2 separate regions of the Mus musculus genome follow, and region 1 is linked to region 2. The links are chromatin contacts, found by Hi-C or POLR2A ChIA-PET in ENCODE. All regions are on one chromosome and are shown on one strand. Each heading gives the region's core, a stretch centred on a gene start or an enhancer-like site at or near the end of the contact. The rest is flanking DNA. Distances are from core to core; before and after follow the strand shown. Region 1 holds the start of Limd1 (LIM domains containing 1). Region 2 holds the start of Lars2 (leucyl-tRNA synthetase, mitochondrial).

What was found. Hi-C counts contacts between places; a loop is a spot of excess contacts on that map. ChIA-PET counts read pairs that join two places held with the same protein, here RNA polymerase II (POLR2A).
Region 1: POLR2A ChIA-PET joins it to region 2 with 11 read pairs in embryonic stem cell. The contact joins the promoter of Limd1 here to the promoter of Lars2 in region 2. A Hi-C loop is called at or near these places in 1 of 37 maps with a recorded cell type or tissue (CH12F3). POLR2A ChIA-PET finds 5 or more read pairs at or near these places in 2 of 5 experiments (both embryonic stem cell).

What each region holds. Positions count from the first base shown.
Region 1 is chr9:123,476,589-123,481,761 of GRCm38, forward strand. It overlaps Limd1 (LIM domains containing 1), which reads left to right and starts at 2,113. Exons shown (of 8, transcript NM_013860.2): 1 at 2,113-4,033. The coding sequence starts at 2,650.
Region 2 is chr9:123,364,758-123,369,912 of GRCm38, forward strand. Lars2 (leucyl-tRNA synthetase, mitochondrial) reads left to right here and starts at 2,170. Exons shown (of 21, transcript NM_153168.3): 1 at 2,170-2,350.

The DNA.
Region 1 (5,173 bases), core at 863-3,362, 110 kb after region 2:
TTGGCATTAAATAAATGTGCACAGAATTAGGATTTTTTTTCGGTGTCTTCAGTATTGAACAGCGTCAGTAAAACATTCAAACATTGTGTATGGGTGTTTGGCTCACAAGTTTGTCTATGTCACATGCATTCAGTACCTAGAGAGACCAGAAGAGGGTGTTGTGGCAGTGGCGAGCCACCGTGTGGATGCTGGGAATCAAACCCAGGTCCTCTAAAATAACAGCTAGTACTCTTAAGTACTGACCCATCTCTCCAGCCCATGTCCAGCACTTCTAAGGATCACTTGCATAATGGTATATTGGATGCCATCTTTATAAGCTGCTGTTATTATTACTGTAGTTGTTGGGGGATGGAACCCAGGCCCTCATGTATGCCCAGCGAGTGTTCTATCACTGGGTTGTAGCTCTGGGTATAGGAGATTCTTTTAAAATAAAAATATTTAATCCTGGGCTGGAGAGATGGCTCAGCAGTAAAGAGCACACACTGTCCTTGCAAAGGATTGGAGTTCAGTTCCCAGTACTTACACAGGGCGCCACACAGCCACCTACGACTTCAGCTCTGGGGTTTCTGATTCTCTCTCTGGCTTAGAAGAACATCTGTCCTCTCTCCTCCCCCACCTCTCTCTTCCCCTTTCACCTACACACACACACACACACACACACACCATATATACACATAATTTGAAACTAAAATAACTTTAAAACCTAGTTTTAGTATAATGCTTTATAGCAGTACTCACTCTTCAAATTTTATTGTGCAAATCGTCTTCCCATCCCACAGATGCCGTAAAACACAAATCTGGGGTTAGTAGTTTGGGGCTGGAGCCTGGAACTCTTCATTTTCAACAAATATCCTGAACCTTCAGAGTCTACAGGACAGTGAACCATTTTTGTGTTTATAGAATATAAGAATATAAGCACTTCCATATATATTATCTTGTTTGTTCCTCGTCACAGTTTAGAGAGATTTGCCAAGACACATATGTTCAACCAAACCCTGCGCATATACAGGTGTAATGAAGTGGATAACTGATTAGCTGTCAACCAAAAAGGGGCATGCAGACAAATAAACAGCTGGAGCTGACCCTCCATACCTAGAGCTCCACATCTGAACAAGGGCAAGATACTCAGGAAAAGAAAAGGTGTTTATGTTAAACACATACAGATTTCATTTTCTTGTCATGATTCCTGAAAGACAACAAAACAAAACCAAACAAAACTGCTGAGAACTATTTGCATAACATTTACATCTATTAGGTAGTATGAGCAGAGACCTGGAAACATTTAAACTAGATGGGAGAAAGCCTGCAGGTCAGTGACTTCAGTATCCCTGGATTTAAATAGTGTTCAAACCAAGCAGGAAACAAAGGGGTTGTGGGTGGGGGTAACTTTACGGGGAGGTGATTTTAGCTGGGAAGGAAAGAAGAGACACCAGAAGCTGATCAGCAGGCTCTCGGCAGGCACTAGGAAGTTCCATCCACCGGGAGTTCAGGCAGGGAAGGTCCCAAATCAGAGGGAGGGTAGGCGGGGCAGTCAGGCCTGTTTGTAGAAGTGAAGGCGGGATTTCAAAATAAGTCCGGAGTAAGCCTTGAGGGTTCAAGTTCAAGAGTGACAGGCCTGGGATTGGTTTTAGATCACGCTGGCGGCTGTGTGGGAAACGTAAACTATCCCCAGTCACCTCATAGGAGCTATGTGTGTTATCTAGAGCCATGGCAACCTGGAGTGGTGAGAACTGCTTGGGGTTCAAGAAACCCAGTAAGGACGACAAGCCTCTCTGGGCACACTTAGGACGTCCAACACAGATGCTCTCATTCGAGGGGACCCGAGGGAAGCCTGGCGCACCCTTGACTCTCCAGCAGCGGCGGGAAACTGAACAGTCCGCGGCAAAAGTACTGCGGGAATTGCAACTCTCTCCCGGTGCCCAGAGAGGGACGCCAAAACTCGGCGTGCGCATCACTGGCCTGCAGGGGGCGCCCCGCCCCGCCCCGCTCCCGCCCCGCCCTCCGAGCCTCCGCCCCGCCCCGCCCCGCCCCGCCCCGCCCTCCGAGCCTCCGCCCCGCCCCGCCCCGCCCCGCCCTCCGAGCCTCCGCCCGCGCCCCTGCGCGGCCCGGGGCGGGCGCAGCCGGCCAGCGAGCTCCCGGGACTGACGACCCGCGCGCTCACTTCCGCGTCCCGCCGCCGGCCGCCGCCATCGGACAATGGGCCGCGCGCCGCGGCTGCAGTGAGCTCTGCTGGATCCGGCCACCGGCCCCAGGCCAGGGGCTGCCCGGTGTGTTTGCAAGTTCGATTGTTCGACGTGGATGTGAGTTTACTTTTTTTCTGTGGACGTTCTCTGTCTTCTTTCGCCTGTTTTGGGTTTTGTGACTTGGAGAAGAGAACTTTTCTAAGCAGGCCGGGCACGGCTGAAGGCTGCTCTGCCCCCACGTGGACGCTCCCCGGGGGAAAAGAAGTCTGAAAGTAAACTTAGCCCCGCTGGCCTGAAGGCCTCAACTCTGGCTGGACTGTGAGTTTTGGAGTCATGACCTTCTTGCTGGGCAGGTGGGAATCTTTATCTGCCTTAGGCTGGACCTGAAACCTCGGCCAGCACCCAAATCTCCCCCACCACATTCACACCTTGAACCAGGGCTAGGCCCCGGACACTGATCTACAACATGGATAAATACGATGATCTGGGCCTTGAGGCCAGTAAGTTCATCGAGGACCTGAACATGTATGAGGCCTCCAAGGATGGGCTCTTCCGGGTGGACAAGGGTGCTGGCAACAACCCAGAATTTGAGGAAACTCGAAGGGTGTTCGCGACCAAGATGGCCAAAATCCACCTCCAGCAGCAGCAACAGCAGCAGCTCCTACAGGAGGAGGCCCTACCTAGGGCAGGCAGAAGCCCGGTCAACGGTGGGAACCGTCAGGGTGCGAGCGGCAAGCTGGCTGCAGATGGGGCCGCTAAGCCTCCTCTGGCTGTGCCAACAGTGGCACCTGGATTAGCTACTACCACTGCGGCCGCGCAGCCCTCGTACCCATCTCAGGAGCAGAGGATCAGGCCATCTGCCCATGGTGCAAGGCCTGGCAGTCAGAACTGTGGTTCCAGGGAGGGGCCTGTGAGTTCCCAGAGACCTGCTTTACACGGCCTGAGTCCCTCCTGTGAAGACCCTTCCTGCCTCACTCACGGAGACTATTATGACAATTTCTCTTTGGCAAGCCCACAGTGGGGTGATAAACCTGAAGGGTGCCCCAGCGTGAGTCTGGGTGTAGGAAGTGGATGGCCTGGTTGCCCAGGGAATGACTCCACATTGCCCAAATCCTGTGGAGACCATCACCCTTACCAGCCACAGCTCTCCACAGTGTGCTCTGGCAGGTCTTTTGAAAGTGGCATCAGTGGCCAGGACGGTGGCATTGGTGGCCATAGCAGCGAGAAGCCAACAGGCCTTTGGTCCACTGCCTCCTCTCAGCGAGTGAACCTCGGTTTTTCTTCCATGGGCTTGGAGAATGGGACCTCCGCTCAACCCAAGGGCACAACTGTTTCAGCACCGATGGTCCCTAGCAGCGCCAGCCAAGGAGCTTGTCCGAAAAGAGATTCAGGTCTGGGATATGAGGCTTCAGGCAGGGTCTTCAAACCCCTTGTGGACACTCAGCCTTGGCTGCAGGATGGGCCCAAGTCTTACCTCTCAGTTTCTGCTCCATTATCCTCGACAGCTGGCAAGGACAGTACCCAGCCAGGTATGACCACCGGGCTGGATCCTAAGTTTGGATGCGTGGAGTCTGGCACTAGTCCCAAGCCCAGCCCCACCAGTAACGTCCATCCGGTAATGTCCACTCCATCTGAGTTATCTTGTAAAGAGAGTTCTCCCAGCTGGTCCACTGACAGTAGTCTGGAACCTGTGCTCCCAGGGAGTCCCACCCCCTCCAGGGTGAGATTGCCCTGCCAGACCCTCGCACCGGGCCCTGAGCTTGGACCCTCCACTGCGGAATTGAAGTTGGAAGCCCTCACCCAGCGTCTGGAGCGAGAGATGGATGCTCACCCCAAAGCGGACTACTTCGGTAAGTAAGATGCTTTGGAGTTGCCTGTGGTGGAGCGATGGTGTCCCCACCAGGATGCTATTATTTCTCCTTCCTCTTTCAGCTACTTCTGCTCCTTTAGAAACTTGAAAGCAGCTGCGGGCAGAAAGCAGCCTTTTGCATATGGGAGTTACCCATGTGAGCAGAGTGAAGCAGGGTGGGATTGCTCATAACTGCCCTCAAAAAAGGGAAATGAAGCTGGGAGGTGGTGATGCTCGCCTGTAATTCCGACACTTGGGAGGCAGACGCAGGAGGATCTCTGAGTTCGAGGCCAGCCTGGTCTATTATAGCTAGAGTTCCAGAACAGCCAGGGCTACACAGAGAAATCCTGCTTTGACCAAACCAAACCAAACCAAATCAACAAACAAAACAAAACAAAACAAAAAAGAGGGAAATTCTGTGAGTTTGTGTTTCAAGGGTTTGAGGTACCACCTCAAGCTTCTTGCAGTGACTGGCTTGAGCTGACCAAATTTGTGGTTGTTCTACATGGTATAAATGTGTGGGATGTGTGGCTTTTGTTTCTTGTCTTCTGTTCATATGGTGGTTCTGCAGGTAGCCATGGACCAGCATCATATCTTTGCCTAGATGCTGGTTACAAAAGGAAATCATTAGCCCCTCCCTGGATCTGCTGCAGCAGGAGCTCAGGGTAAGATCGGAGAAGGAGAGAGACTTCTGCAGGATCACGATAACAACTGGGCCAGGTGCCTCTTGACTCAGTCCACACCCAGCACCAGCCAGCAGCAGGCGATACCCGAAGGTGTGACCTGACACAAGGTGAAGGTGCTTCTCCAGGCTTTTACCCAAAGTTGCAGATTTCATTCTCTCTTCTAAAAAAAACCCACACACTCTTTACAGACGACTGGCTTCGACTTTTTTTTCTACACGATGTTTGGAGGCAGCAAGAACGTGGCTGTATTCCTTTGTTGAAAACAGTTGCCTGTCTCATGGGAGCGGGTGGCTTGGAAAGACAGCTTGTGTTTAGGAGTCTGTGGCTTTTTTCATCTTTTAATTTTCTCTCTCTCTCTCTCTCTCTCTCTCTCTCTCTCTCTCTCTCTCTCTCTCTTTCTCTCTCTCTCTCTCTCTCTCTCCATTTTTGGCCTCTTGAGTAGTGGGTTCATGATT
Region 2 (5,155 bases), core at 920-3,419:
ACCACAGACGTGGCAGTCAAAAGACTTTACCCAGGTCAGAAGACTCCACCCTAGGTGGACTAGCACTGTGGCAAGCCAGGTCTGAGCAGCCTGCTCAAGGCTGGGAGGAGGGCACAGAATTGGAAAAGATTTTTACCAACTCCACATATGATAGAGGACTAATATCCAAAATACATAAAGGGCCCAAGAAACTAGATATCAAAAAACAAACAAACAAACAAACAACAAACAAAAAAACCAGAAAAACAATAAAAGAAAAACAAAAACAAAAAAACCCAACAATTCAATTCAAGAATGAGGTACAGATCTAAACAGAGAGTTCTCAATAGAGTAGTCTAAAATGGCTGAGAAACTCTTAAGGAAATGCTAAATCAAAACTACTTCCTTCTTATACCTGTCTGAACGGCTAAGATCAATAACACAAGTGACAGTTCATGTTGGCCAGAATGTGGAACAAGGGAACCCTCTTCCATCATGGGAGTGCAAACCTGTATAGCTACTATGGAAATCAATATATTGATTTCTCAGAAAATTGGGAATCCATCTACCTCAAGACCCAGCGTACCACTCTTGGGCTTATACCCAAAGCATGTTCTATCCTACCTCAAGGATACTTGCTCAACCATGTTCATTGTTGTTTTTTTCATAGTAGCCAGAAACTGGAAACAATCCATATGTCCCTCAATAGAAGGATGGATAAAGAAAATGTGGTGCATTTTCACAATGGAGTATTTGCTGTAAAAAAAAAAAAAAAAAAAAAAAAAGTGACATCATGAAATTTGCAAGCAAATGGATGGATCTAGAAAAAAAAAAAAAAACCCCAAGTGATGTAACCCAGAATCTGAAAGATAAATATGGTATGTATTTACTTATAAGGGGATTTTAGGATTTTAGCCATTAAGTAAATGATAATCAAGCTACAATCTAGAAACAGAGAGGTTATGTAAAGAGGAGGGGTCTTGGGAGACATAGGAACCGACCTGGGAAGGTAGATTAGATTTTATGGGAGGATTGGGGGGGTGGGTGAGGATGGGAGGGGGTTGTGTGGGGGGAAAGAGTATGGGGAGAGTCAGCTGAAATTGAAGGAGGGCACTTCTGGGGGTGGGGGATGGGAAGCCAGTGCAGTGGAAACCTAGTGTGAACTGTATCAGGGCAATGGTGGCACAGAATTGGTTTCCAGGTGAGGTTTGATGCTGGTCTAGAACAACCTGGTGTTTTGAGCTTTAAATGATCAGGAGACTGTTTTTGTTGTCGTCGTTGAAGTCTTGGAAATGGACAAAAGCTTCCTATGTTTCCTGGGTGGCACACAGAATGAAGTTTTATTCTGTAGGAGTGTACACCCCTGCTGGTCTCCTTATGGACTGCATTGACCCATGTAAGGACAGAAACTAAGATGGAGATTATACATACAGTGACGGGATGGATTGTCTGTGAAGCTACAATTGATTTTAGCCCTGTAGGAAGAGATGGCACTCAGACATTGTTTCCCCCCTCCCCCCCCACCCCCCCGCTATTACTGGATAGCAACCATTTTGCACTATTTGCAAATCTCAGTACACTTCTCACATGTGGCCTTAAAAAGATTCTTCCTTTAAAAGATAGAGTGTAATTACACCATTGTTCCTTTGCAATTCCTTGATTTATTACAAGGCAAGAAGCTCTTGCTCCATGCAGTGCGTGCTGGGCGATGGGGCACATTAACCCCATAAGGAAGGAGGTCAGACAGCTTGTTTTCCTGTCAGTACATTTTGTTCCCCGCTCTACTCCGGGCTAGGTAATTCTCCTCCTGGGGCTAGAAGATCACCTGATATGATGGATGAAAAGTGCTTCAATCCTCACCAGGCCCATAATGGATCAAAAAGTCAGACAAGCCAGCCCAGTAGCAGCTTCTGTGACGCTGAGATTCAAACCCTGGCCTTGAACCACCCCAGAGCTCTTTTAACCACCTGTCACTTCATCCTTTAGCATCTCCCTCGTTTCTGTTCTAATTGTAAGACCGGGACAATCCGGTAAGCAGAATTTGTACCGATAGCAGGCGTAGAGGGCGAGGCCTGGGCGGGGTCAGCCCTGGGCGAGCAGCTTGGGGGCGGAGTCAGCGCTGTCTCTCCCGCATCTCGCCTTTCCCTCTTGGCTCCGCCTCTCCTGTCTGTGTCCGCGGCCTCCCCTTTCGATAAAGTTGTTGTTTTGCCAACATGGCGGCGCCCAGAGTGACTGGCTGGGTCTTGCTCGTGTAATGCTTGGGGAACGAGGCAGAAGGTAGCAGCTGGCCAGACAGAGCCTGAGCGCAGAAAGCCCCGCCTGGGGCTCAGGAAGACGAGAGACAAGCCCCGCTTAGCCCCCGGAGCTGAAGGTGCGGACAGGCTCGGGAGTCCCGGGACCTTGGAGTTTGACAAAATGGGAAAAGCTCCGAGATTCTAGTCTATAGGCTCTTTCAGCCATGGACCCTGTTGACAGCTCCGGACTCTTGCTCGGAGAACGCACATCTTCACATGGCTTTGTATTCGAATTCTCCTCTACTACTCACCTCCCCCCGGGTGCCTGGATCTTCTCTTCGGGGTTGGGGGTTTGGACCCAGAAAAGGACCATCAGTACTACATCTTTGGGGGACCCACAGTATTAATTAGGACCCGCAGGTCTTCACAAGTCGCCTGGATCTTAACAGGCTCACAGCTTACAGAGAAGGTGGAGTTCCAGATACGAAATAACTTGCCTGAGATCCTGCAGGAAATTAGAAGTAGCGTGTGTGTGTGTGTGTGTGTTTAACATTAGTATTTTACAAGACATGTCTGCTGACATTTGTGTTTTTAGAAGACATGTTTGTTGGGGTGAGGTGTGTGTTAACTTACTCGTTTTGTTTGTATCCACACCAACCTCTGCTAAAATGGCTGCTTTTGATGCCAGGAAGAGGCAATGCCTATTAAGACTTCAGTAGACAGGTACTTGAAATGGCCCAGAGCTGTGCCTAGTAAGTAAAAAAAGAACAGAAGATGGTTGAAATCTAAAAGTTCTGTAAATTCATAGGCATGAGCACAGACAATTTGTTCTTAGTCTCTTCCCCTAGTGGAGAGTCTGAGGGTGATCTTGGACCTATGCCTAAGGGTTTGGGGTTTATTTTTATTTTTTATTTTGCATTGCTCAGGATGGAACCAATGGCCTCAAACAGTGTCAGGGAATTACTCTACCACTAAGCTATATCTCCAGCCCCCACATTTACAGTATTTACTTGTTTTATTTTGTTTTTGGTGCTGGGTATTGAACTGATGTGCTGAGCATCTGTTTTATATATCTAGTCTTTGGATTTTCTTAACAAATCTGCTTTTGTTTTAAGACTTGTTTTTAATTGTGTGTGTGTGTGAGTGTGGGTGCCCATATAGGCCAGAGGCATCAGATCTTCCTGAAGCTGGAATCATAGGCATTGTGAGTCACCCACTGTGAGTGCTGGGGACCAAACGGGGATCCTGTACAAGAGCGGTGTGCTCTCTTAACTGCTGTGCCATCTTTCCTGCCTCTTCTTTATTTGTTTGTTTAAAGACAGAGTCTCGCTGTATAGCCCAGGCTTCCCTACAGCTCATGGTAGCCCAGGTTGTACTGGAACTCTTGACAGTCCTCCTACCTCAGCCTCTCAAGCTACTGGCATTCCAGGTGTGAGACATCACAGTTTCTTAACTCCTCTGGCATACATACATTGCCAAATTGCTTCAGAGGTGTTCTTAATTTGCATCTACCAATAGTGTATACACATAATTGTTTTCATTAAAACTATAAGCAAGATATTTAATTGTATTTATTTCTTTGATTAGTTGTAAAGTTGATTTTTTTTTCATGTTTCTTAGCTTTTGTCCTCTGTCTTATCCCTCACTTGGGGCACCAATCCCCCTTTTCTGGTGCTGTGGATTGAATCCAGAGTTTTAGACTTGCAAAGCAAGTGTTCTACCACTGCGATATACTTCCATGCTTATATCTTTGCCTATTTTAAACATGTTTTTGGGGTTCTTTCCTCATATGTGAACTCTTTATGGAGTTGTATAACCTTTTGTCATTGTAGTTTGGAACAAATACTTTTCTTCAGCAAATTGTTTACTCTTTAGCAATTTGTTCAAACTTTTTCTTTCTTTTCTTTAAGACAGGATCTCACTGTGTACCTGTGTAACTCAGGCTGGCCTTGGACTTAAGATCCTCTTGTCACAGCCTCCTTAGTGCTGTGATTACCAACATGTTTCACCCCACCAACTTACACATTTTTGGTATATAGATATTTCATGGTTTTGGAGTAAGACCGATTAATTGTGGTACTTTAAAAAATTCCTATTAACTAAGTTTGATGGTTTGTGGTGCCTGTAAGCCTAACATTTGGAAGGCAGAAGCAGGGATATCAGGAGTTCAAGGTCATCTTTGTCTGCAATGCTAGTTCAAAGACAGCCTGAGCTAGATGAAACCCTGTCTCAAATTCCCACATCCCTTCAAAACAGTGGGATTTATGCCAGTTTATGGCTTGCGTTGGAGCCCTAATTTAAATTTTTCTCAAATACATTGAGCAATCAATCATTTTCAGAGTTGTGGTGGTGCACATGTAATCCCATGAGGAGGCTGAGGCAAAAGAACAAAATTAGAGGCTAGCCTGGGCTATATAGTGATATTCTGTTATTTTTGTTTTCATTTGGATGTACATATGTGTATACATAAGTACACACATTGGAGCCCAAAGGTCAATGTTTGACGTTTAAAAATTATATTTATTTAATTAATTCTTTTATGTGTCTTTTTGTATGTGCCTGAGTTCATGTCTGTGTATCATATGTGTGCAGAAACCCTTGGAGGTCAGGAGACATCAGATCCCTTAAATTGGAGGTATAGATTGTTTGAGCTGCCCTGGGAGTGCTCTGTAGGAGCTGTAGTACTCTTGTAAAATAAGCCATCTTTCCAGCTCCCCAGTGTTAGATGTCTTTTATCTCTCTCTCTACATTAGTTTTTCACTGAAACTGAAACAGTAATTGGCTAACATAGGTGGTCAACAAGCTCCAGGGGTCTTCTTGTTTCCACAAGCCGCACCCTCAGTGCTGGGGATAGAAGCACAGTGCCACCATACATGTAGGGCTTTTTATGTGGGTGCTGGGGATCTGAATGTAGATCTTCATGCTTATGTAGCAAGCACTTT